2 separate regions of the Homo sapiens genome follow, and region 1 is linked to region 2. The links are chromatin loops, found by intact Hi-C in ENCODE. Cell type or tissue: dorsolateral prefrontal cortex. All regions are shown on one strand. Each heading gives the region's core, and the rest is flanking DNA. Links, peaks and the distances in the headings are about the cores only. Region 1 overlaps ASCC1 (activating signal cointegrator 1 complex subunit 1). Region 2 overlaps SPOCK2 (SPARC (osteonectin), cwcv and kazal like domains proteoglycan 2).

What was found. A loop is a pair of places that touch in the nucleus more often than their neighbours do. Peaks named below come from ENCODE experiments on the same cell type or tissue, not always from the same donor. Only the 100,000 strongest peaks of a DNase experiment are listed, where the experiment ranks them.
Region 1: it touches region 2 in a loop (2.1-fold over the local background); 5 of 110 quality-filtered maps call a loop at or near these places.

What each region holds. Positions count from the first base shown.
Region 1 is chr10:72,121,495-72,129,494 of GRCh38, reverse strand. ASCC1 (activating signal cointegrator 1 complex subunit 1) reads left to right here. Exons shown (of 10, transcript NM_001198800.3): 9 at 1,328-1,413. Among named protein-coding and RNA genes, the nearest start is that of SPOCK2, 37 kb to the right of the region's middle. In dorsolateral prefrontal cortex, for the core only: CTCF peaks have their summits at 2,886 and 3,086 (motif pointing left); no DNase peak of the experiment used is centred there; H3K27ac peaks cover 3,921 bases.
Region 2 is chr10:72,046,493-72,063,414 of GRCh38, reverse strand. It overlaps SPOCK2 (SPARC (osteonectin), cwcv and kazal like domains proteoglycan 2), which reads left to right. Exons shown (of 11, transcript NM_001244950.2): 10 at 253-390; 11 at 510-4,381. The coding sequence ends at 655. Among named protein-coding and RNA genes, the nearest start is that of SPOCK2, 34 kb to the left of the region's middle. In dorsolateral prefrontal cortex, for the core only: no CTCF peak of the experiment used is centred there; no DNase peak of the experiment used is centred there; H3K27ac peaks cover 454 bases.

The sequences.
Region 1 (8,000 bases), core at 1-8,000, 70 kb before region 2:
TCTCACTATATTGCCCAGGTTGGTTTCAGACTCCTGGGATCAAGTGGTCCTTCTGCTTCAGCCTCCCAAAGTGTTGGGATTACAGACGTGAGCCACCATGCCTGGTGCTTCATTTCTTTATGGCTGAATAATATTCCATTGTATGGATATGCCACATTTTATGTATCCTTTCATCAATTGGTGGACATTTGTGTTGTTTCCACTTTTTGATATTTATTTGGTATCAATTTATTTGTTGTTCTTTTGCAACTTCACACATTCTCTTTCTCTTAATTTTAAGTTGTGAAATATGCACGGGGTTGGGATCTTTGATTAAGAGCATCCTTCTCATTAGAGACATAGTTCCATAGTTACCCATGTGCAACTCCAGTGGGCTAGCTGAAATGTATTATGTATTATGTTCATGGAGTTTTTAAAACTCTAGATGTATTTCATCAATTCTGGCCTAGTACCCTCCTTACTTATAAAAGTAAAATAACGTACTTAAATGTGGAAATAAGTATTTTTGAAGGTCTGTCAGTGGGTAGGAAATGATTAATATTTCAGAAAATATTCTGAGTTAATTCTTGAGGATGCTTTGAATTTTTTGTACTCTGGACTCTCCTGTATTGAATTTTTACTTGAGAAGGACATGAAATGATGTTACATTTTTTTTCTTTCCTGTTTCCCTCTCTTTTGATATTCTTTTCCTTGCCAACCTTTAAGGATGTCTTTTGAGATATGCAACCCAAATTAACTTAAGAAGCTAGAGCACAGCTTGGTTTAGGCTAAGGTCATAGATTTGCTGCATTCCTGTGTAGAATATCTGTAAGGATACCTTTGATTGCAACTGAAGGGCTCTTTTTCCTCTGGGGGAAGCCCTTAAATCAACCCAGAGCATGAGTTTTGACTAGCTAATGTGTGAACTCTTATGTATTTTTACATATTTAAAATTATATGCCACTTTTCTTGGATCTATAGAACATAAGGAACCTTTGAAGATCACTTAGTCCTGCCTCTCACTTTGTCAATGAGGAACTAAGGTCCACAATGGAGACATAATTTGCCTAATAATGTAGCTAGTTGCATAGTTAGGAATATATAGTGAGTGCCTGGAGAATGTCGAATGAATAGATGAATGAATAAATGTATACTGAATGAATTGTTGACAGAACTGAGACTAGAAGCCAGGTCTCTTGATTCATAGCCTGACATTTTTCCTCTTCATTATGCCACTTTCCAGGTAGTTCATGAAAATTTTGCTAGTCGTACCTATGTACCTATAGAAATCCAAGAGAAAACAACCAATCAATCTAAGCTTCTAACATTATCTTTGGAATATTTACAGCTGAAGGCAGGTACAATCTCTACACAGCGGAAGGCAAATATATCTTCAAGGAAAGAGAATCATTTGATGGCCGAAATATTTTAAAGGTCAGTATGAAGCAGAGTGAATTGGAAATCCTTTGGCACATGTCCTAAATAAGGCAGGAAAACAAGTAGTTCTCCGTATATTTCTTCATACTTCTTCATACTTTTTCTCATACTTTTTTTTTTTAATTATCTAAAGGGAAAGAGAGGAAAAGTAGCTGGTCCTCTTAAGGCTTTGGCACTTCTAGAGTATTTGAAATTGGTGGTTTGTTTGTTTATTTGTTTATCTGAGACAGTGTCTCGCTCTGTTGCTCACGCTGGAGTGCAGTGGTGCAAACACTGCTCACTGGAGCCTTGACCTCCTGGGCTCAAGTGGTCCTGCCACCTCTGTCTCCCAAAGTGCTGGAATAACAGGTGTGAGCCTCTGCACCCTGCCTGAAATTGGTGATATAAGAAACACTTAGGAAAAAAAAAAAAAAAGAAACCCTTAGGTATTCCAACCACTTGGATTCATAGAAATAAGTTGATTTCAACCTAAGTTTTACTCTGTACTTATGAGGTTTGAGCTTGCATTTTTTTTAAGTGGAAAATAATTATTTGTCTTGTTTTAGTAGATTTTTCTCTTTACCCACAAAGTCAATCTCTGCAGTGGCTTTATAAGCCATTTTTACTCAGGAACAGCCTATGTCCTAAAAAGTAGATGGTCCATTTTTGACCATTGAAGCTTTGCCTTTCTGAGTGTTGAATTAATCTATGAAATGTAAGTAAAGGGGTTCTTCAGGATTACATTTGTCTTTCTCTAACAGACTACCCTTCTGTAATATTCATGATTTATGCCTTCTCCATCAGGTTAGCATGCCATTGTTCCTCTGGACAAAGAGAAACATAAGTTGATACTAATGGAGAGGTTTTCATTTCTTCTTTTCACTTGCTCTGTAAGGGTTTAGGTCATTTTCAAGGCTATGGGTGTTTTGCTGAGGTGGAGGAGGGAGTATATGATAACGTCAGAATAGGCTTTAGCTTTAGAAATGCTTTTACTTTTTCTTCCCTATTCCACCCTCCATTCCCTTATGTTGTCTCTTTACAGTTTTTTTGCCAAATGCCTAATGTGACCCCATTGCTTTAATTAATGACATCACTCTTCAGCAGCTGTGACTGCTTACCATGGAGCCCAATAGGGCAGTGTCAGCCATCGTCTCAGGCATTCCCGCACCTGCATTGCAGAGCTATGCTGAGTCCTTCCTTTCCTTGATATGTTTTCTCTTTTTGAGTAGTTTTCTTGTTTTTGAGGTAGCTTTGGGTTTGAGTGGCAGGCTGCTAATGAATTCAGTTGTAGTTAACTTTACTGTTTTTTCCAGGCTACAGCTTCGGTGTGATATGAATCTTTCTCCTCCTTTATCTCCCTTCTTTGGGGATTTTCCAGTATCACAATGAATTACTTTGCTTTTTGTTGTTGTTAATTTGGTTAAGAAAGAAAATAGACTGAATGGGGAAAGAAATCTTTAGGAATGGCTCAAAGCCAACTGGGTTTTCATGGAATTAAAACTGAAGCCTTGTGTGTTGGTACAAGTCAGGTGTGAGGTGCTTTGACATCTGTAAGAGTGGGGTGATGGCAGAGAGCCTGTTGGGTGGCCGTATGAGCAGTGTGGAGCTCTTACCTTGCTATAGAATTTCTCTCATTCTGGAAAGTAAGTTTTCAATTTAACTGCTTTTCCCTGAAATCTTCTGAACCACCCCAGTGATGATATGAATGTAGCTCCCTCTGGTGTTGACAAGGACTTGCTATATCAGTAATACCCTTATTAATTCAAGCCCAATCACTTTTAGAGCTGGACCTAGCTAGGTTCTTGGAGACCATTTAGTCCAATTCCCCACTTTAATCTCTGACATGAAATCTACTAAGGTAAAGTGACTTGCCAGAGGTACCGCTAGTTAGTAGCAGAATCTGAATCAGAAAAGAAAGACTCAAAACTCACAAATTGAGCATTATTTTCTGCTGCCTCCCGTAAAGATGCCCAGTGTTTAGGTAGAGACCATTAGATATTTGAAGTTGGGCATATCTGCCTGATCTGGGATAATGGCCAATTAAAGCTTGTTTCATTAATGGTGGGGCAGTGAGTGTGCCAATTAGTCTAAAACCGTAGCTAGTTAATAATTAGATTTTTGTATCGAATATAATATCAACACTAACAGAAATACTTATTGACTATATACCATCTGCCAGACTATGTGCCTTAAAGATGAAACAGTCATTATGATACAATCCCTGCCTTCTAGGAGCTTCCAGTCCGTGAGGGGTACAGATAGTTAATAGACAATTAGAATATAAAAACCATGGGGTGAGTTATGGACAAGTGCCTTTGACCACAGATAGTTATGATGACGTATCCTTTAGTATAGTATTTAATATTTTACTCCTTAATCACTAGTTCCAGAAAAATAATCTTTCACCTATGTTCAATCAAGAGAATTAGCTTCTTTTTTAAAATAAAAGTAAATGTGGGCTCCAACAGTTACCTCCCACCCCCAACACAGAGGCAGTTAAATATGCTTGTGAAGTAGCCATAGTCCACCCACCTTTTGGCATTACCATGAATGGACACGTCTTTCTCAATTAAAACATGAGAATCCATGGCTCCTGAAGCCCTTAAAATAAAAACAGGATTTAGAAAACCAGTGAACTTCATATATATAGTTTTTGTATGATATGAAATTATTATGCTTAGAAAGAAAAAAAATCAATTTCACTAACAAGATAGGAACTGACTTGGAGTAAACAGAAAGGTTAACTGTATTGGTTGTTAAGGAGCCCAGGCATACGTGTGCAGCATATTAACAGCTGCATAGGCCAAGGATCAGGAATGCTGGTGATGGGAGGCAGCCTTAGAAAAAAAAAATCAACTTCATCTACTATTCAAAGAGAAACAAAACAAGAAAGAAAGTCATTGCTCATTGCTGTAAGAATTTAATGAGTAACAGCCAATTGCTATTCTACTCCATGAAGAAAATTGGTTCTTTTGGCTTGGTATAATATGTGTTCTGGGAGCCTTAGTAAGAAAAAAGAAATCTTTAATGACTGTTGCAGATGGAAGCCACATTTTTCTTTTGTACAGCTTTTTTGAGAGTTGTTGCAGCTGTAATATACTAGTGTCTGGTTATTCCTAGTTAAAAATAAGAAAGTCTTGCCCTAAGAAAGACTTTGAATTAAGAACTGACAACTAGAATCATTCTCCTGTGTTATTCAAACCTGAAAAAGAACAAACATATTTGGTTATGGTGGTTTTTTATGGAAAAGTGCCAGATAGCTCCAAAAGGAGGATGCATGAGTGAAGAAGACCTAGGCCAAATTAATGGGATGGTGTCCCCTCAGAGAGTATCCATTTCTAATCTAAGAGATAGCAAAAAAAAAAAAAAAAAAAAAGATGTTGTTTGTTTAGCCATAGGCAGTGATAAATTTATAATTGGAGAAATCATGCTGACCTAAAGACACACTGCCTGGAAGTAAATGCTCCCTCACTAGCTAGAAGTAAAATGGTCATTAATTGCCAGCTTCTGGGGAGAGAGGTAATGACAGTCTGTTTGGGGTCTTAAGCAATAGAATCAGTATTCCAAGATTGTGCTCTCAGCAGATTGAACCAGGGGTACAATGTTAACTGTTCAAAAGCATAGCTTCTGACTGCAGAGTGAAGAGGAGGCATTAGAGCCCTAGGTTGTACTCATCAGAGAAGGTGATATGGTACAAATAAAGGCACAGTGATATATTTGGGAAAGAATGGAAAGTACTATAGGTCTAAAGTCAGAGGATAGTGTAAAAGTGCCATTTCTTTAGACACTTAGAAATCCTGGAAAATATAAGCCATGTAAAAGGGAGATGAATTTGTACCTTTTCTATTTTATATATAAGAATCTTTTAATTTAGAGAAAGAAGAGACTGGCAGTACTAAACTAACTGTATTAATTTTAAATACTTTCCCCTGAAAATATGTTTTAAATCTCTAGCCACATTGAGACTTTTCTTGAAAGATGTGAATGAGCCACCCAAGTATTTCATTCAGTTTTGGTTTTGTCCCATCTCTGTTCTTCAGAGCCTTTAAAAGGGCAATTATAATGAATAAATTTCAATGAGATCTTTATTTAGTTTGCTTTACTTAGAGACATTTTTATGAAGGAAGCTTTTAAAAATACTGTTTATTCTTTTTTGCTGAAATATATATGTGTATATTTATATATGTACATGAGACGTACATTTAATGTTTAACAAATAGTCATAAAATGAACAATGTGACTACTACCAAGGTCAAAGAGTGGAGCCTGCCTCCCATGCTCCTCCCGGGAGACTCTTTAGTCAGTCTGTCCTAAGGGAACGAAAGCACAATTAACTTCTTAAACACTCTCAGGGGAGAGACTTGTTTTGAATGAATATTTTGTTTTGAAGTATTAGAAGAGTGTTGAAAAGATAAATTCAATTTTTTTTTTCTAGAGGACAGAGAAGGGGGGTGAGATTTAGAACTATGCGGTCACTTTTTAAAAAATTTAATAAACTTTATTTTTTAGAGCAGTTTCAGGTTCACAGCAAAATTGAGCAGAAAGTACAGTGTTCCCAAATGCCCCCATCCCTGCACACGCACAGCCTCCCCCACTATTGGCATCTGATACCACATTGGTACATCTTTAAAATCGATAGGCCACATTGACACATCATCACCCATGGTCCGCCGTTTACATTAGGATTCACTCCTGATTTTCTCTATTGAGTTCCTCTTTTCAGTTATTTTCATTTCTGCTCTCATTTTTTTTTTTTTTTTTGAGACGGAGTCTTGCTCTGCCGCCCAGGCTGGAGTGCAGTGGCACGATCCCGGCTCACTGCAAGCTCCACCTCCCGGGTTCATGCCATTCTCCTGCCTCAGCCTCCCCAGCAGCTGGGACTACAGGCACACGCCACCATGCCTGGCTAATTTTTTTTGTATTTTTAGTAGAGTCGGGGTTTCACCATGTTGGCCAGGATGGTCTCGATCTCCTGACCTTGTGATCTGCCTGCCTCGGCCTCCCAAAGTGCTGGGATTACAGGCATTAGCCACCGCGCCCAGCCTCTGCTCTGATTTTTTAAATTATTTCTTTCATTCTGCTTAATTTGGATTTAATTTGTTCTTACTTTTCTAGTTGCCTAAGGAAGAAGCTTAGATTATTGATTTTATATCATTTTTCTTTTCTAACATGCACTAAATACTATAAATTTCCCTCTGAGCACTGCTTTTGATGTATCCTACAAATTTTGATAAGTTGTATCTTCATTTTCATTTACCTTAAAATATTTTAAATCTCTCTTGAAGTTTCTTTTTTAAAAGTTAATTTTTAATTTCTTTAGGTATAGGGCCTCATCGCTCTGTCACCCAGGCTGGAGTGCAGTGGCACAATCATAGCTCATCGCAGCCTCGAACTCATGGACTCAAGTAATCCTTTCACCTCAGCCTCCCAAGTAGCTGAGACTACAGGCATGCACTGTCATGCCTGGCTAATTTTTATTTTAAATTGTTTTGTAAAGATGGGGTTTCACTTTGTTATCCAGGCTGTTCTCTAACTCCTGGGCTCAAGCACTCAGCCTCACAAAATGTTGGGATTATAGGAGTGAGCTACCACACCCAGCTAAGGGTGTGGTAGCTAAGGTCTTTTTGTTGGTTAGAAGTGTGTGTTGGTTAGAAGTGTGTGGGTTTTTTTTTTTTTTTTTGAGACTGCGTCTGGTTCTGTTGCCCAGGCTGGAGTGCAGTGGCACGATTTTGGCTCACTGCAACCTCCGCCCCTGCAGGTTCAAGCAATTCTCATGCCTCAGCCTCCCACGTAGCTGGGACTACAAGCATGTGCCACCACACCCAGCTACTTTTTGTATTTTCAGTAGAGATGGGGTTTCACCATGTTGGCCAGGATGGTCTTGAACTCCTGATGTTGTGATCCGCCCACCTTGGCATCCCAAAGTGTTGGGATTACAGGCGTGAGCCGCTGCGCCTGGCTGAAGTGTGTGGTTTAATTTCCACCTATTTTGGGATTTTCCTGCTATCTTTGTTATCACTTTCAAGTTTAATTTCATTGTGGCCTGAGAGCAGACACTGTATGATTCTATTCTTTTAAATTTATTACAGCGTATTTTATGGCCCAGAATGTGATCTGTTTTAGTCAGTGTTTCCTGTGAGCCTGAGAAGAACATGTAATCTGCTGTTGTTGGATAAAATATTCTATAGATGTCAATTATATCCAGTCAGTTGGTAGTGCTGTTGAGTTCTACTATATCCTCACTGATTTTATGCCTTCTGGATCTGTCCATTTCTGATACATGGGGTTAGTTAAAGTCTCCAACTATAATAGTGAGTTCATTGTTTCTTCTTGCTTCTGTCAACTTTTGCCTCATGTATTTTGACACTGTTTTTAGGCACATATGTGTTAAGGATTGTTAGGTCTTCTTGGACAGTTGATCTTTTTATCATTATGTATTGCTCCTCTTTATTCATAATAACTTTCCTTGCTCTGAAGTTTGCTCCATCTGAAATTAATATAGCTACTCAACTTTCTTTCAGTTAGTGTTAGAATGGTATATCTTTCTTCATCCCTTTATTTACTTTTCTTTTTTTTTTTTTTAAGAACCCATCTATGCTGGGACA
Region 2 (16,922 bases), core at 3,632-11,631:
GGGAGCTAGCACAGGGGCCTGAGCAGTGGTTCAAGGAAGCGGGTTTCCTCATCTCCAGCGAGTAGAGCCGAAAGAATTGCTGGCTGGTGTCCAGCTCTCAGCATCTGGGCCTGTTGGGGGGTCAGCACCCGGTCTGGCTGGGCTCTGGGGGTGTATAGACTTCTGCTCATGCATGAGGACCTGAGGTCACCTCTCTGAGGGGCCCACAGCCTGGGCCCCTGCTCTGACCCTGCCTGGCACTGTCTCATTCAGGCATCTTCATCCCGAGCTGCGACGAGGATGGCTACTACCGGAAGATGCAGTGTGACCAGAGCAGCGGTGACTGCTGGTGTGTGGACCAGCTGGGCCTGGAGCTGACTGGCACGCGCACGCATGGGAGCCCCGACTGCGGTACGGGCTGGGCAGCTCAGGGCCTGCTGGGGGCCCAGGCCTGGGGGCCCTTGTCGTGGGATGCTGGGGGGTGCGTGCCAGAAGCTCCCTCACCCCCTGTTGGCTTGATCCCCTCACAGATGACATCGTGGGCTTCTCGGGGGACTTTGGAAGCGGTGTCGGCTGGGAGGATGAGGAGGAGAAGGAGACGGAGGAAGCAGGCGAGGAGGCCGAGGAGGAGGAGGGCGAGGCAGGCGAGGCTGACGACGGGGGCTACATCTGGTAGACGCCCTCAGGAGCCGGCTGCCGGGGGGGACTCAACAGCAGAGCTCTGAGCAGCAGCAGGCAACTTCGAGAACGGATCCAGAAATGCAGTCAGAAGGACCCTGCTCCACCTGGGGGGACTGGGAGTGTGAGTGTGCATGGCATGTGTGTGGCACAGATGGCTGGGACGGGTGACAGTGTGAGTGCATGTGTGCATGCATGTGTGTATGTGTGTGTGTGTGTGGCATGCGCTGACAAATGTGTCCTTGATCCACACTGCTCCTGGCAGAGTGAGTCACCCAAAGGCCCCTTCGGCCTCCTTGTAGCTGTTTTCTTTCCTTTTGTTGTTGGTTTTAAAATACATTCACACACAAATACAAATTGACAGGTCAAAATCCATGAAATGAGATCCCCCAGCCGTGTCCTCCAGCCCAGCCCTGACCCCTTGGTTTCTACCCTGGCTCCCCTTGGTTTCTACCCTGGCTCAACCGACCCCTGTCTGCCCTTCTCCCTCTTGCTTCTGAGGTCAAGCTCTGGCCTGCGAGCCTGTCCCCATTGCAAAGGGGAGGGAGGGGCAGGGAGCTGTCTACCAGCTGAGGTCCTCCCAAAACTGGGCCGATGTGGTGTGACATCCCCACCAGCCTCAGATGAGACGGGCCAGGACGCCCAGCCACAGCAAGCCCTGTCCCTTTGCCGGATCCCCAAACACTAGAGAAGCTCTCCTAACCCAAGGCGGAGAATGAAGGTGGTGGCGGCAGAGGAGGAGGGCAGCAGCTGAGAGGCCAGGGACAGGGTGCCTCGCCAAGCTGTCTGAGGTCTGTCCCAGGTGGCCCAGGTGGTGCAGGTAGAACAGGGTGAGGAGAGGGGGTCGGCTCAGCAGGAGGAGGCTGTGGCTGCAGAGCCTGGGGGAGCTTTTAGGTGTTGAGATGGGGCAGCTCTGAATCCTAGACCCTGGAATAGCCTGTCCCTTTTCTCTGGGTCTCGTGGTGGAGCCATGATCTGGGCTGCTCTCTTGGGGACACTGGGTGGTGGTTACACAGTTGACCTCTGCCTGGCTCCCCCTTGGTGCAACTCCTGCCTCCATCCCCCTTGCTGGGGTCCCCTCATCCACTTGAGGGCGCCTGAGGGCCAGGAGCAGCAGGCAAGGAGCCTGGGTCTAGGCTAAGGGGGTGTGTGCCCACCTCCTCCCTGACCCTTAACACTCCTGTCCTGCCCAGACCAACAGAGAGAGCTGTCCCTGAGACCCCGGAGAGAAGCAGCTGCCGAAAGCTGCAGCCTTTCCGCACTCTGAGACCATGATCTTCCTCCTGCCAGGGGAGAGCCACCCACAGGCCATGTCCAGCCCCACTTCCCTCAGCCCCCAGGGCTTCCTTCTGGCCCCTCTGAGGATTCCCTAGGGCTGCCCCGCAGAGGGGCTTCCCCAAGCTCTGTTTTGAAGCCTGCAATGTGGAAAAGTGAGAAGTCAGAGGGAACAGGACAGGTGCAGCCGGGCTCTGAGGCCACACCTCACACCTCGCTGTTCCCCAACATCCCCTGAGCAGTGTGAGCTCATCTCACCAGATGAGAAGAGGCCCTGTGCATTTCTTTTGTTTGTTTGTTGCTGTTTTCCCCCACCCATCCAGTTCTCCTCAGCAAAGCAAATTCCTTAACACCTTTGGTGGAGAATTTCTTACCCAGACTTGGGGCTGTGATGCCCTTCAGTGCGTGGTGAGTGCAGCGTGTGTGCGTGTGCCTGTGTGTGAACCTGGGGGCCATCCTGGTGGCCTGGGAGCGTGAGGAGAGGCCCCCTGTGTGCTGGGTGAGTGGTGGGTGTGGGGTCAATGCAGTGAGGCTCTCTGGGTGAGGCTCCCAACCTGGCAGTCCCCAGCCTCCCAGCATCTGTGAGCGTCTGTTGGACTTTACAGAAGAGCCTCATCCTGTCTGCCCCTCACTCTGCCCTGGAATCAACATCTTCCGAGTCCTTCTTGGGGGAAATAGCAGAGCCCCACTTAACTCCATAAACTGCTTCCCATTCCGCAGCCCAGTTCTGATTGTTGAGGTGTCGCGTCGTTCCAGGTCCCCCAGTCCCCTCTTTCTCCTGTCCTCTCTCTGTCCTTCACCTCCCCACTCCAGCCCCGGCTCAGTTCAGGGAAATGCTGTTCCACATCAGCCCTCTGCTCTCTGAGGCAGCCGCGCCTCTGACTCGGAGCTACTTGAAACTTCTGCTCTTGCTAGGATTGGAGTCTACCTATCTCTTCCATTTGTCCCAGCTGGAGTTCTGGAACTTTCCTCCTCGGGGTGGGGGTGGGGGTTGTTAAGGATGCTGGGGGGCCTGGGGAAGGAAGGAGTTCAGAGGAAGGGTGTCCCCTGTCCTCTTGATGTCACCCTCCGCTCCTGGGACACGTGCTCTCTCTGTCTCTGGGTCTTCTGGCTGTGCACGTTTGTGTGTCCTTGTAAATATGTTTTAGGAAGAAAGCAAAAGGGACTGAACTAGCCTCTGGTAGGATTGCAGGGGTCCAGCCTTGCCTGTTTCCGAAGCCCCCACACTGCCTTTCGCCCTACTGAGACTGGTCCCCTCAAAAGGTAGACAAAACAGCAGCTCCCTGTGGAGCTGAAGGGCGGCCTCAAAGTGGCTTTTTGTTAGACAAGGTTAAGGTTTCCTCATGAGCAAGGTTGCAGATCGGTCCTTCCTCAGCTCCTTGATTTGTGACCTTGACCAAGGGGCCTGCCACCCAGCCCCTCCAGTGCCCTCTCCTCGATGCCTCGCTCCTTCCTGCCCCCACTCCCCTGGCTTAGGCAGGTAGGGGAATTAGGGCCATGCTGGAAGAAGCTTAACCATGTGTTCAAAGAACGGTTTCTTGCTTGCTTGGTCCTGGAACTCCCCTTGGCTGCCCCAGGCCTCCTTGGCCCATGGGTGCTGGGGGAGGTGGATGTCAGATCTGGTAGGTTGCAGCAGAGAAAATAAATGTGCCTTGAGAGACCACTCAGAGAGGGTCCAAGGGTGATGGAGAAGGAAGCATGGCCTGGGAGCTTGGAAGGGAGGGGTGGTGGGTGGCGGCATCTTGACTGCCCCCTGTTGTCCCACACGTGGGGGGTGGTCACCCCCCTTCACTCCAGCCCGCCTGCCTTCAGCCTTCCATGAGCTTCACCTGCTTCCAACTTCACTTTGGAGGGGGTGGGGTCCGTTGGCATCAACACGGGGACCCTCTGCTTCACCAAAGCCCGAGCCCTCAGCCCCTGGGGAGAACAAATGGCTGAGCTTTGATACCTGGGGTCGTCGAGAGGCTGCGGGCTGGCGGCAGTCCCAGGGGAGAGACACCACAGAAGGAGACCCAGACATCCCGAGGAAGTTCCCAGCAGAGCAAACTGCTTTCCAGCCTGAAGCCTGCTTAAACTGTGTGATGTGCAATAACTGAGCTTAGAGTTAGGAATTGTGTTCAAGTGCTTGGATTTCCGTCTGTAGATTTAACTGCTGAAATTGTATCTCTCAGTAATTTTAGATGTCTTTTAAAAAATTGAAAAACAAAGTGTTAGACTGTGTGCGTGTGCGTTGATGGGCACTCAAGAGTCCCGTGAGTCATCCAGCCCTGCCTTTCCCCTGCGCCCCCATCCTCTCACGTCCCGCCCCGCCTCCACTTGGGGACCCTGCCTCGTGTCGTCTTTATCTGCCTATTACTCAGCCTAAGGAAACAAGTACACTCCACACATGCATAAAGGAAATCAAATGTTATTTTTAAGAAAATGGAAAATAAAAACTTTATAAACACCATCTGCTGGCAATACTCTGATTATTCTTACCCTTGGTATTATTTTTCACGAAAACAGCATTTATGGCTGAGCGTGGTGGCTCACACCTATAATCCCAGCACTTTGGGAGGCTGAGGCAGGACAATCCCTTGAGCCCAGGAGTTTGAGACTGGCCTAGGCAACATAGTGAGACCCCGTATCTATCAAAACAAAAAAATTAGGCTGAGAAGGAGGGGCAGTGGGTGAGGCTAAGGATTGCTTGAGCCTAGGAGGTTGAGGCTGCAGTGAGCTATGGTCGTGCCACTGCATTCCAGCCTGGGCAACAGAGGGAGACTATCTCTTAAAAGATAAAAATACAGTACAGTACAATTCAGTGGCATTTAGTACGTTCGCAGTGTCATACAGCCGTCACCACAATCCAACTCCAGAGCATTTTCATCCAGGGTATGAGCTTTTCAAAGACTTCAACCACCTCTTAGCAAACGGCTTGTGAGAAAGGTAAAACCAGTTGAGACAGCGCCGCTAGTGGAGTATGTATCGGGCCCTTACATGCTTGTTAGCATTATGATTCTAATTTTTAAATTTTTTTTTGAGACAGAGTCTCGCTTTGTCGCCCAGGCTGGAGTGCAGTGGCACGATTTTGGCTCACTGCCACCCCACCTCCCAGGTTCAAGTGATTATCCTGCCTCAGTCTCCCAAGTAGCTGGGACTACAGGCACCCGCCACCATGCCTGACTAATTTTGTATTTTAAGTAGAGACGGGGTTTCACCATGTTGGCCAGGCTGGTCTCGAACTCCTGACCTCTAGTGATCCTCCCGTGCTGGCCTCCCAAAGTGCTGGGATTACAGGCGTGAGCCACCATGCCCGGCCCATGATTCTATTTTTTTATGTATTTTTATTTTTTATTATTTTTTTTGAGACAGTCTTGCTCTGTTGCTCAGGCTGGAATGCAGTGGTGCAGTCTCGGCTCACTGCAACCTCCGTCTCCCCACTTCAAGCGATTCTCCTGCCTCAGCTGCCCAAGTAGCTGGGACTACAGGTGTGTGCCACCATACCCGGCTAATTTCTGTATTTTTAGTAGAGACAGGGTTTCACTCTGTTGGCCAGGCTGATCTGCCCACCTTGGCCTCCCAAAGTCCTGGGATTACAAGCATGAGCCACCACGCCTGGCCAGTGTGGCAGAAGAATACCTAAATGTCTTACTTTTATTTCTGGGATTATCTGAGCTGGGGGACTGTCGTCATTATTCTGTGACTTTTCTTCTCTTGGGCCTTGCCAACCCCTCACTAGACGTGTCTTTTAACAAATTGTTTGCGGTGTGGAGGGGGATGGAATCTGGGCACAGGAGCTCTAATCTCTAGCCCTGGAGCTTGCTAACTGTGGCCTTGGGCCAGGATCTGCTGGATGGATCACCTGTGGTAACCAGCCCCCGTGCTTTCCAAACAGCGAAAGCCCCCGGTGCCAGCCTGCAGCCAGGGCACGCTCTGCCCGTCTGGCTGGAACGACTCCTTAGGAAGGGAGCTTTTCTGCCATTCATTGTGTCTCAATGCCACCAGCAAGCTCAGACTTGGAGGCTCAGGAGCTTTCTGGAAGGTGGCGTGAGGAGCGATGGGGTTTGCCAAGGGGCTGCTCCCAGCATGTAGGATGAAAGGGATGGTGATGAGAACAGCGGTTTCGGATTCGGAGTGGCTAGGAGGAGCCTGCAGCCTGCTGAGGGGGAGGCCTTCTGAATGAGCGTCTTCAACCGTCAGGGAAATGTTGGCTTTTGTACCTGGCGGATTGACATTTGCTCAGGTGACGGGAAGCCAGAGGCCAGCCAGGGCCCCGGCTTCTGGAACAATCCTTCCATTGTCACCATGTCCTGTCAACCTGGGTTCCCAGGGTTCCTTGGCCCAACAGCAAACAGAGCATTGCCGGGGACAGGCCCAGGTGTCAACCTGCAGTACAGACGTGGCTGCGGCCGTTCGGGAAACCATTGCTGGAGCCCAGATGCGTGGGAACCCCCTGCCCACCCCCTCCCTGGGCACAGCACCGTCCTCAACCAGGCCTCCCCATGTGCCCACCGCATCCTGGCACCTTGCTTTCCCTCAGCATTTAGCCTCCTGGGAACAGGGTCTATGTATTGACTTCTCTCCGGTGAATAACTGGGTCCTGGGAACAAATCTGAAAGAAAAAACCCAGACTGCACACAGAGTCCTACAGGCAGCATTTCCCTCCCACCCGCCACCTTTGTGGAGAGCTCAGAGAGGTGAGGGGGTGTATTTGACCAAAAACAAACAAAAACCAGAACTTTTTATATTTTGAGCAAAATAGGTGAGGGAGAGGAGAGGAAAAAACAAACATTTCTATGTTCCCTTCAATGCCCTATGTCCTTTACATTATTATTATTATTATTATTATTATTATTATTATTATTATTCAGAGAAGGTTTCTCACTCTGTTACCTAGGCTGGAGTGCAGTGGTGAGATCATAGCTCACAGTAACCTCAGACTTCTGGGCACAAGTAATCCTCCCACCTCAGCCTCCCTAGTAGCTGGAACTACAGGTGTGTGCTACCATGCCCAGCTAATTGTTAAACTTTTTGTAGAGATGGGGGTCTTGCTATGTTGCCCAGGCTGGTCTCGAACTCCTGGGCTCAGCCTCCCAAAGTGCTGGGATCACAAGCGTGAGCCAGTCCAGGCTGCGTCTGCTGTTGAATCCCCTCAGCAACTCCACGAGGCAGGGATCACCAGCCACTCAGACCCATTTATGGATGAGAAGACTCTGTTTCCCAGGGCTGACCTTGGCTCAGGCAGGGGTGTGTGGTGGAGCCTTGGTGTTGCTCCAGGCCTGGCTCACTGCAAGTTCAGCTGCCCAGGGCTGTAGCCACTCCTGGCATGCCTCCCGCACTGAGATAATGCCCAAGGTGGAAAATCCTGTGTTTTCATCAGTAAGTCATGGTTGAATGTGGATGGGAGCGTGGGTACTGGGGAAGTACAGAAGAAGGTAAGACATGGAGATTCTTCCAGGACCTGCTTCTGAACTTGGGTCAGCACCTCTCCATGGGCCTCAGTTTCCCCATCTGTAAGATGAGGGGATTGGACTCAGTTGTCCAGTGTTGTGAGTCTGTGAAAACGTGCACAGGCAAACAAACAAACAAACAAAAAAACAAAAAACATGCACAGGTACGAGTCCAGAAAATGTCTTGTTAGGTTCGGGATTGTCTTGCTTTCTCTCTCTCTCTCTCTCTCTCTCACATTGCACATTTGGTGTGACTCTGCCACTGTTTCTCTGGAAGGGTGGGCATCCTTGATGCACCCCTGTGGGATGGGTCAGCCTCTAGAGAAAGCTGGGCTGACCCTTGAGGTCAAGCTCCTGCTCCCGCTGCCCATCCTCTTCTGATTCCAGCCATGCCAGTAGAGGGGAGGGTGGATGCCTTCCAAGTCTCCCAGGAATATTTGCTTCCCTGGCGCTGGTGGGGAAGGAGGCCCCTCCCTGCACTATCTCCTCTCAATCTCCTTATTTTAATTTTATTTATTTATTTATTTGTTCTTGAGACAGAGTCTCACTCTGTCGCCCAGGCTGGAGTGCAATGGCGTGATCTCAGCTCACTGCAACCTCCGCCTCCCGGGTTCAAGCGATTCTCCTGCTTCAGCCTCCCAAGTAGCTGGGATTATAGGTGCACACCACAATACCCAGCTAATTTTTTTTTGTATTTTTAGTATAGATGGGGTTTCACTATGTTGTCCAGGCTGGTCTAGAATTCCTGACCTCAAGTGATCCACCCGCCTTGGCCTCCCAAAGTGCTGGGATTACAGGCATGAGCCACCGTGCCTGGCCTCAATCTCCTTTATAGTCTATCTGAGGGGGAAAAAAAGCGAAACTATTTTTTTCTCTTCTACTCTCACTCTGTCAACACACAATACTTCCCCTTTGGTCACCAAAATGTGTGGGGATTTTTCTCTACACACCAAGTTGTTCTCCAGGGGACACCACTTAGCTGTCCCACATTCAATTCAATTCCTACACTGCCTGGAGAGAGTGACACATCGTGCAGGTCAGGGCTCAGTCCCACCAGGCACAGTGGCGAACTGGGAGGCCAAAATGGGAGGATGTCTTGAGGCCAGGAATTTGAGACCAGTCTGGGCAACAGAGTAAGACCCAATCTCTACAAAAAAGCAAAACAATTAGTCAGATGAGGTGGCATGCACCTACAGTCCCAGTTACTTGGGAGGCTGAGGCTGGAGGATTGCTTGAGCCTGGGAGGTCAAGGCTGCAGTGAGCCATAATTATACCACTGCACTCCAGCCTGGGCAAGAGAGTGGGACCCTGTCTAAAAAAAATTAAAATGAATTTAGCAATTTTAAAAAGGGCTCAGTCCCACAAGTCTGCCCCCACCTCAGATGCCCGTCACCAGCCCCAGGTTCTGACCTGTGCTTCTGACCTATGGGCTACAGATCAGGGTTCTCATACTCCCTCCTCAGGTTCAGTTAATTTGCTAGAGCCTTGCAGAACTGAGGGAGACACCTTTACCCATTTATGGTGAAGGATATTTCAGAGGACACAGATGAACAGCCCGATGGAAGAGATGCATAGGGTGAGGTGGGTGGGAAGGGACGTGGAGCCTCCATGCCCTCCATGGGCACCACCCTCCAGGAACCTCCATGTGTTCAGCTGTCAGGAAGCTCTCCAAACCCTGTCTTTTTGGGTTTCTATGGAGGCTTCATTATGTAGGCATGACTGATGAAATCACTGGCCACTGGTGATCGCCTCAACCTTTGGCCCCTCTCCCTTCCCCAGCGGTTGGGGGTAGTTGGTTCCCCTGGCAGCCAGTCCTTATCCTGAGGGTATCCAGGAGCCCCCCAGGAGTCACCTCATTGGAACAAAAGATGCTCCTATCACTCCAGAAATTCCAAGGGATTTCAGAGCTCTGTGTCAGAAGTTCCTATCACTCAGGAAATTACAAAGGTTTTGGGCTCTGGGTCAGGAACTGAGGGCAAAGACCAAATACATATTTCTTCTTATATCACGATATCACAGTCAGTGACACCAACAGAGGCTGCGCTCAGTGGGGCAACCTCTCCTCCTCCGCAGCCCCAGCCTCCTCCCTGACTCTGCCAGGCAGCTAGCTCCAGCCAGGTCCTCCAACACTCCCCTTGTCCTGGAGGGCCAGCCTGGGGCCTGGCAACGCCCAGCTGTTCAACATGAAGTTGCCCCAGGACCCCCAGGATCACCCTGGAGGGGCCCCCATCAGGAGACGCAAGACCCCTGGGCCAGGGCTGAGAGGGCCTGTTCACTTGCTGAGCTGCTGATGGGCAGGTGACGGCCTATCCTGCAGCAGTTAGAGGGCAGCTAGGGAGACGTGGGCTCCTACCTTTCTCTCCCTGCACCCCTTCTCCAGCATTGTTCCCAGCAGGCTTGGGACTCCACTGAACTTGGATCTCTTTGGTTTTGTTCCTTGTCCTCTCCCTCTGCTCACACACTGGGCTCCAAGGAGCCCGTTCAACCCCAGATTCTTGGATTCAGAATCCTGGGATCATCAAATCCCAGAGATGTCAAAGCTCATTTGGTCTGCCCCTTCCTTAGAGCTACACCATCCGGCCTTGACCCTTGGAGATGGGATGTCCACTTGGCTGGGTTTATTGCACCCTTGCTGTATGCAAGGCTCTTTGCTTATCAGGCTTGGAGAAATTGAGTTAGGTGGTGCAAAAGAGGATACAGAGGGAAATAGTGCCCGGCCTGCCTTAGGAAGCCCACAGTCCAATAAAAAAGACACAAGAACACGTGTCTCAGTGTGATTTTTCTCGGGGCAGGAAGGTGCTTTCCCAAGGGTTGCAAACTCTTTGTGAAGGGGTGACGGGGCCTGTGTGACAGTAGGGAGGGCTGGGAATGGTGGTGGTCTGCTGGGTGCACACCGTGTGCAGAGGGTGCTGCAGACCTTGTGCGTGCTATGGCTGGGAGGCAGGAAAGGATTCAAATGAAGACTGGAGAAATAGTTGGGGCTGAACTGTCCAGGCTAAAGTCTGCCTTCTAGTTGGGTACAGATTCATCAATACCTGCTGAATGAGTGCATTCCCCAGCTTAGCCCTGATCACCTGTCACTTGGACAGTTGCAGCAGCTGGCAAACTGGGCTTCTAGCTCCTTCCTTTCTAGCGCTCCTCGTCCACTTTTGTCATAACTACCATGGAGATGGGTGAGGTGGGGTCTTTCCTCTACATAAAACCCTCAATGACTCCCTACTACCCACAGGGTGAAAGTCAAGTTCCTTCACCTTTTGAAAGCCTGGAGAATTGGTCCTCACCCTTGTCATCAGCCTCATTGTCCTCCCTTTTCCCTCTACCCTCTGTGCCTTACAATCTTTTGCTTAGGGCTGCCCCCACTGCCTGAAAATGTTCACCACTCCTTTCTTTACTTTCCTACACATCCTTCAAAACCCAGGCCAAGCCAGGTGCAGTGGTGCATGTCTGTAGTCTCAGCTACTTGGGAGGCTGAGGCAGGAGGATCACTTGAGCCCAGGAGTTCAAGACCAGCCTAGGCAACATAGGGAACCCTTTCTCTTAAAAAAAAAATAAAACTGGCCTGGTGTGGTGGCTCATGCCTGTAATCCCAACACTTTGGGAGGCTGAGGCAGGTGGATCGCTTGATTCAATACCAGCCTGGGCAACATGGCGAAACCCCATCTCTACTAAAAATACAAGAACATTAGCCTGGCATGGTGGCAGGTGCCTGTAATCCCAGCTACTCAGGAGGCTGAGGCAGGAGAATCGCTTGGACCCAGGAGGCAGAGGCTGCAGTGGACTGAGATAGCGCCACTGCACTCCAGCTTGGGTGACAGAGTAAGATTCCGTCTCAAAAAAAAAAAAAAAAATTAACCCAGCTCAAATGTCATGACTTCCCTGACCTCCGCAGGCAGAGAGAACTAGGCTGCCTCTGCTCCTTGATGGCCTTGCACAGGCCTCTACCCTGCCCTGGGCTAGATATACGATATATCTATAAGGATATAGAACTGGGTTGCATCTTCTTGACTCCCTGAAGCGCTTCCTGCCAAGTTCTTTGGCATGTCTTGTCACATCTGTATCCTTGAGGCCTGGGCCTCGTGGGTAACCAGGACATACATTGAAATGAATGCATGAATGAATGATCTTGACCCAATTCAGCCCTGACATCACCCTTAGGCTACCTTCTCTACTTGTCATTTGAATATCATCCATGTCTAAAACATCTACCAGCCTGGCCAACGTGGTGAAACCCCATCTCTACCAAAAATATACAAAAAATTAGCTGGGAGTGGTGGCATGGGCCTGTAGTCCCTACTACTTGGGAGGCTGAGGCAAGATAATTGCTTGAACCCTGGAGGTGGAGGTTGCAGTGAGCCGAGATTGTGCCACTGCACTACAGCCTGGGTGACAGAGCAAGACCCTGTCACAAAAAATAAATAAATAAAAAATAAAATAAAATAAAACATCTAAGAGCACTCTTAGTACTTTTTCTCACCGTTGGAGATTCATTTCTCTTCAGTTACTTTAAACAATTTTACTTTTCCCTTTAGAATCTTTCTGTAAATTTTTTCCAAGCCAACATATCCCAGCTGCTTCTTGTTGGAAACCAAAATGTCAACACTTTACATGAATTTCTGAAAATGTTATATTTAGTTAAAAAAACAAGTTTTTAGTAATTTTGATTTACAAAATTTGCACCAGTAAATTTGGTGGCTGCATCTAAGGTATTTTGGTATTTTGGCAAATTGGCCTACTTTCTGCCTCTTGAACTTTTGTCCCAGCTTATATTTCAAAGAGAACTGTAATCCAAAGGAATGACTGAGGGTGGGCATGTGTGTCCTTTGGAGAGAGTCTGATTTGTTATCTTCTCTTACCCTATTCATAATTGACTTCAATTCACATCCCTGTGCTTTTTCAGCGTCACCCTTTTCAGCACTAAGCACCCATCAGAAAGTGCCCTGGAGTGACCTGTCTGAACCGGAGAGAGGGCTGCTGCCAGGATGGGCACCGTCTCCCTTTGCTTTCACTGGTTGCTTGGTCAGCAGGGGCAGGGTTTTAGAAACAGGACTGTACCAGCCAAGAGCCTTTGGTTGCAAGTGACAGACACCTACCTAACTCTGACTGGCTTAGACAGAGAAATAATGTATTGGCTCTCACAGAAGATGGGGATCCTGCAGCAAGTCTTGGAATTGAAGGAAGAATTTGAGGAACCAGGTCTTTGGGGATGGCAACTGTGAGTTCAGCACCCCAGGGCTCCTCCATGCTGACCGTCTTTGCTTTACTGTTTCTTTTCACCTGTTGGCCTCATTCTGTCTGACTCCTGATGGGCTGTCTCCATGTAGCAGGGAACAAGACTGCCCCAGCAGACAGAGAGAGCTGGTTGCACCCGAAATCTGCATATTAATCCCAGGGAAGGACCCTGATTGGATCCGTTACTGTTGCCAGGTGGATGGAATGCAGTGATTGGCCAGGTCTGGGCCAGTCATGTGCCCATGCTTGCCTCCAGGGCATGGGTCTATTACCAGGGGAAGGGACCCTGGAAAGACACAAAACCAACAGCCCTCTCTATACAAGAGGTGAGTGAAATAGCTTGAAGGAAAACCCCTGGGGAGGTGTGTAAATGTCAAATTCTTTATTTAGCATGCTTGGGGACCCAGGATTTTGTAAAGATTTAGACTCTGCTGTTTCATTTCAACCTACTGACCCCACTTGGCCACATAACTTCATCCAACTAAGCTCATTGCTCACTGCTTGGTGAAGAAATATTCAAGGAAGGGATGGATGAATGTTACTGTGCATGACCCACACGTTCCTCCTCTGGGTCTTTCACTGCTCTATCGCCTGGAATATGCCTTGCACTCCCACCAGTTTCTGCTTGTCTTGTCATAGCCATCCTTGAAGCCCAGTTCAGGTGCCACCTCTTCCATGAAGCCCTCCCTGATCCCACTACCAGCAGGGTTTCTTTCTTTTTATGATCTTGTTTCAACCCACTTTTTTTCAGTGTTTTCCAGGTACACTTCCCCCCACTTTTTATAGACTCTAGCCTGATTTTGTGTTGTTTGTGTTGTGTACCGGTTTAGCAGAAAGAACTTTCCAATGATTAGTCCATCACTCAGCTGGGAGATGTGAGCTCTCCCTCCCTTGAGGCTTTAGAGCAGAGGCCTGTTTGCGGGATGTTGTAGAAGGGCAAGGGTTTCCTGGGGATTGCATGTTGGTTTTCTAGGGCTGTCATGAGAAATGACCATACACTGGGTGGTTTAAAACAACACAAATTTATTCTTCCACAGTTCTGGCAGCCAAAAGTTCAAACTCAAGGTGTCAGTGGGGTTGGCTCCTTCTTGAAGTTCTTGGGGAGGATCTGTGCCAGGCCTGTCCCCAGCTTCTGTGTTTGCCAGCCATCCTTGCATTCCTGGACCTGCAGATGCCTCACTCTAGGCTGTCTCCATTTCCATATGGCCTTCTCCTCTGTGCCTGTCTATCTTCCTCGTCTTCCTCATTCTTCTTCTTCTCCTCTTTCTCCTTATCCTTCTTCTTGTCCTCCTTCTTCTTCTTTTTCTTTCTTCTTCTTTTTTTTTTTTTTTTTTTTGAGACAGGGTCTCATTCTGTGGCCCAGGCTGGAGTGCAGCGGTATGATCATAGCTCACTGTAACCTCAAATTCCTGGGCTCAAGTGACCCTCCTGCCTCAACCTCCTGAGCAGCTAGGACTACAGGTGTGAGCCACCAAGCCTGGTTAATTTTTAAAAATTTCTGTAGAGACTGGGTCTTGCTATGCTGCCCAAGCTCATCCCAAACTCCTGGCCTCAAGCAATCCTCCTTCCTCGGCCTCCCAAAGCATTGGGATAACAGATGTGAGCCACTGCACCCAGCTGGTATTCTCCCTCTTCCTATAGAGACATAAATTGTTGGATTTAGGGCCCACCCCAAATCCAGTATGATTTTATCTTCAGGTGATTTACTAATTACATCTGTAAAGATCTTATTTCTAAAATAAGGTCACATTCCAAGGTTCCTGGCGGACACAAATATTTGGGACTTATTATTCCGCCCACTACAGGGATTGTGTGCTGGAGAAACTGAACATAAACCACAGAGGCCAGACGGGTAACTGGAGAGTGCGGGTCTCTGCCTGTCATTGTCAGACTTGGCTTTCCAAAGAAGCCAGAAATCTGGATTTGTACGTAAAATATCTAGATTTTTAAATGCTGGTAACATATTAAGAACCTGGTCCCTATATTCATGCTTTATAGATAGCACATCTATAGGTCGCATTCAGCCTGTAGAGCAACCAGTTTGTGACCTCTAGTGGAAGCTCTAAAACTTGGCTTCTGTGAGCTCAGAAAGACAGCACGGACCTATGCACTTCTGCCAGTAGCCACCAGAGGGCGTGCTAGGCATTGCGTCAGAAAACGCCTCTGGCAACCAGGCCCAGGAGGTGGCCAGGGAAATCCAACGGAGGTTTTTCAAGTCAGGGAGTGGATGGGATCGGGGGAGGTCTGGGATTAGGCTAATGACCAAAATTCATTCTATTTAACATTTACTCTTCCATAATTGTCTCTTAATCTTTTATGACTGGTACCCCTTGTCCACTAAAGATACCTGCTCCCTTGGCAGACAAAACAAGTTCAAAAACAGCAAAAGAATACTACAGGGAAAAGAAAGGAACAGCCAACAATAACCATTTGAAGACTTTTCTTGATTATGAATCAATCAATTAACTTAAGAAAATTGACACATGGCTGGGTGCGGTGGCTGACGCTTGTAATCCCGGCACTTTGAGGGCCGAGGTGGGCAGATCACTTGAGGTCAGGAGTTTGAGATCAGCCATGGCTAACATGGTGAAACCCCATCTCTGCTAAAAATTCAAAAATTAGCCGGGCATGGTGGCATGCGCCTGTAATCCCAGCTACTCGGGAGGCTGAGGCAGGAGAGTCGCTTGAACCTGGGAGGTGGAGGTTGCAGTGAGCTGAGATTGCACCACTGCACTCTAGCCTGGGTGACAGAGCAAGACTTCGTCTCAGAAAACAAACAGATAAACAAACAAACAAACACCCCTCATGTACCCACCCCTAGCTTCAACAATTAGCAACTCATGACAAATCTTGGTCCCTCTATGTACTTTTTGTTTCTTTGCTGGAATATTTTAAAGCAAATCCCAGGCATTGTATAACTGTATCCCAAAATACTTTAGATAGACACATTGTTTTATTTGTTCTTTTATTGTTGCTGTTGTTCTTTGTTTTCCACCAGAGAACTAACTCACAGCTAACTCTCATCCAACATGGGCGGATGAGAGCCCCTCTTAACTCGTCTCAGCCTCAGCTGTCTTAGGGGTGGGAGCAAACACCTTTTCCATAATTTCCATCTGTAGGTCCACTTTTCTGTTTTCCACCTTTTAAGAAATTTTTTAATGGAGATGGAGGTCTCACTATGTTGCCCAGGTTGATCTTGAACTTGTGGGCTCAAGTGATCCTCCTGCCTCAGCCTCCTAAAGTGCTGGGATAACACGTGTGAGTCACAGTGCTCGGCCTCTACTCATTTTTCAAAAATCAGATAGTATGGGTAAAACTCAGTGGTGTATTTTATTTTATTTTATTATTTTTGTTTATTTATTTTTTGAGATGGAGTCTCACTCTGTCACCCAGGCTGGAGTGCAGTGATGTGATCTCGGCTCACTGCAACCTCCACCTCCCATGTTCAAATGATCCTCTGCCTCAGCCTCCCGAGTAGCTGGGATTACAGGTGTGTGCCACCACGCCTGGGTAAGTTTTGTATTTTTAGTAGAGACGGAGTTTCACCATGTTGACCAGGCTCGCCTCGAACTCCTGACCTCAGGTGATCCACCCGCCTTGGCATCCCAAAGTGATGGGATTACAGGCATGAGTCACTGCGCCCAGCCTCAACAGTGTATTTAAATAATTGCCCAAACTCAGCCTTGCTGACAGACAAAGATGGCCACTGCCAAAGCTCATTTCTTGGCCGACACTTGGGCCTATCACAGCTCAAAGTGTTTGTGGGTTAACTGAGGCCTATGATGGCTGAATTTGGTGTAGATAAAAGGTAGTCTTAGGGTGTCAATGTCAAATGTTCAAAGGCCAAAGGTTTCGGGACTTGCATTTGCCTCAGTTTGTTCTTACCTGCTCTGGATATTGGTGATGGCTCTGTGTGGAAGATTATATTTTCCAAAGATGGTTGCAACATCCCTCAATCTACATGATGTTGAGTGACCTTGACACTCCTTCCATGGAGAGGTCTGTGTCCTGCATCTTTGAATCTGTTGGGCCTGTTGCTTGCTCATAGCCAATAGAAAGCAATGGAAGTAACACGGATGACTTCCAATCCTAGCCTATAGTATGTGATGCAGCTTCTGCTTGGTCAGTTAGAATACTTGGGCTTGGAGGCCCGAGCTGCCATATAAGTAGACTAGCCATCCTGAAGCTGCCATGCTGTTAGGAAGCACAAGCTGTCACACATGAAGAGACCACATGGAGAGGCCCTGAGACTATATGAAGAGAGACACTCGGCCATCCCTAGCTGTTCCAGTCTTGAGCCATTCCAACACCAGCCTCCATCTGACTACAACT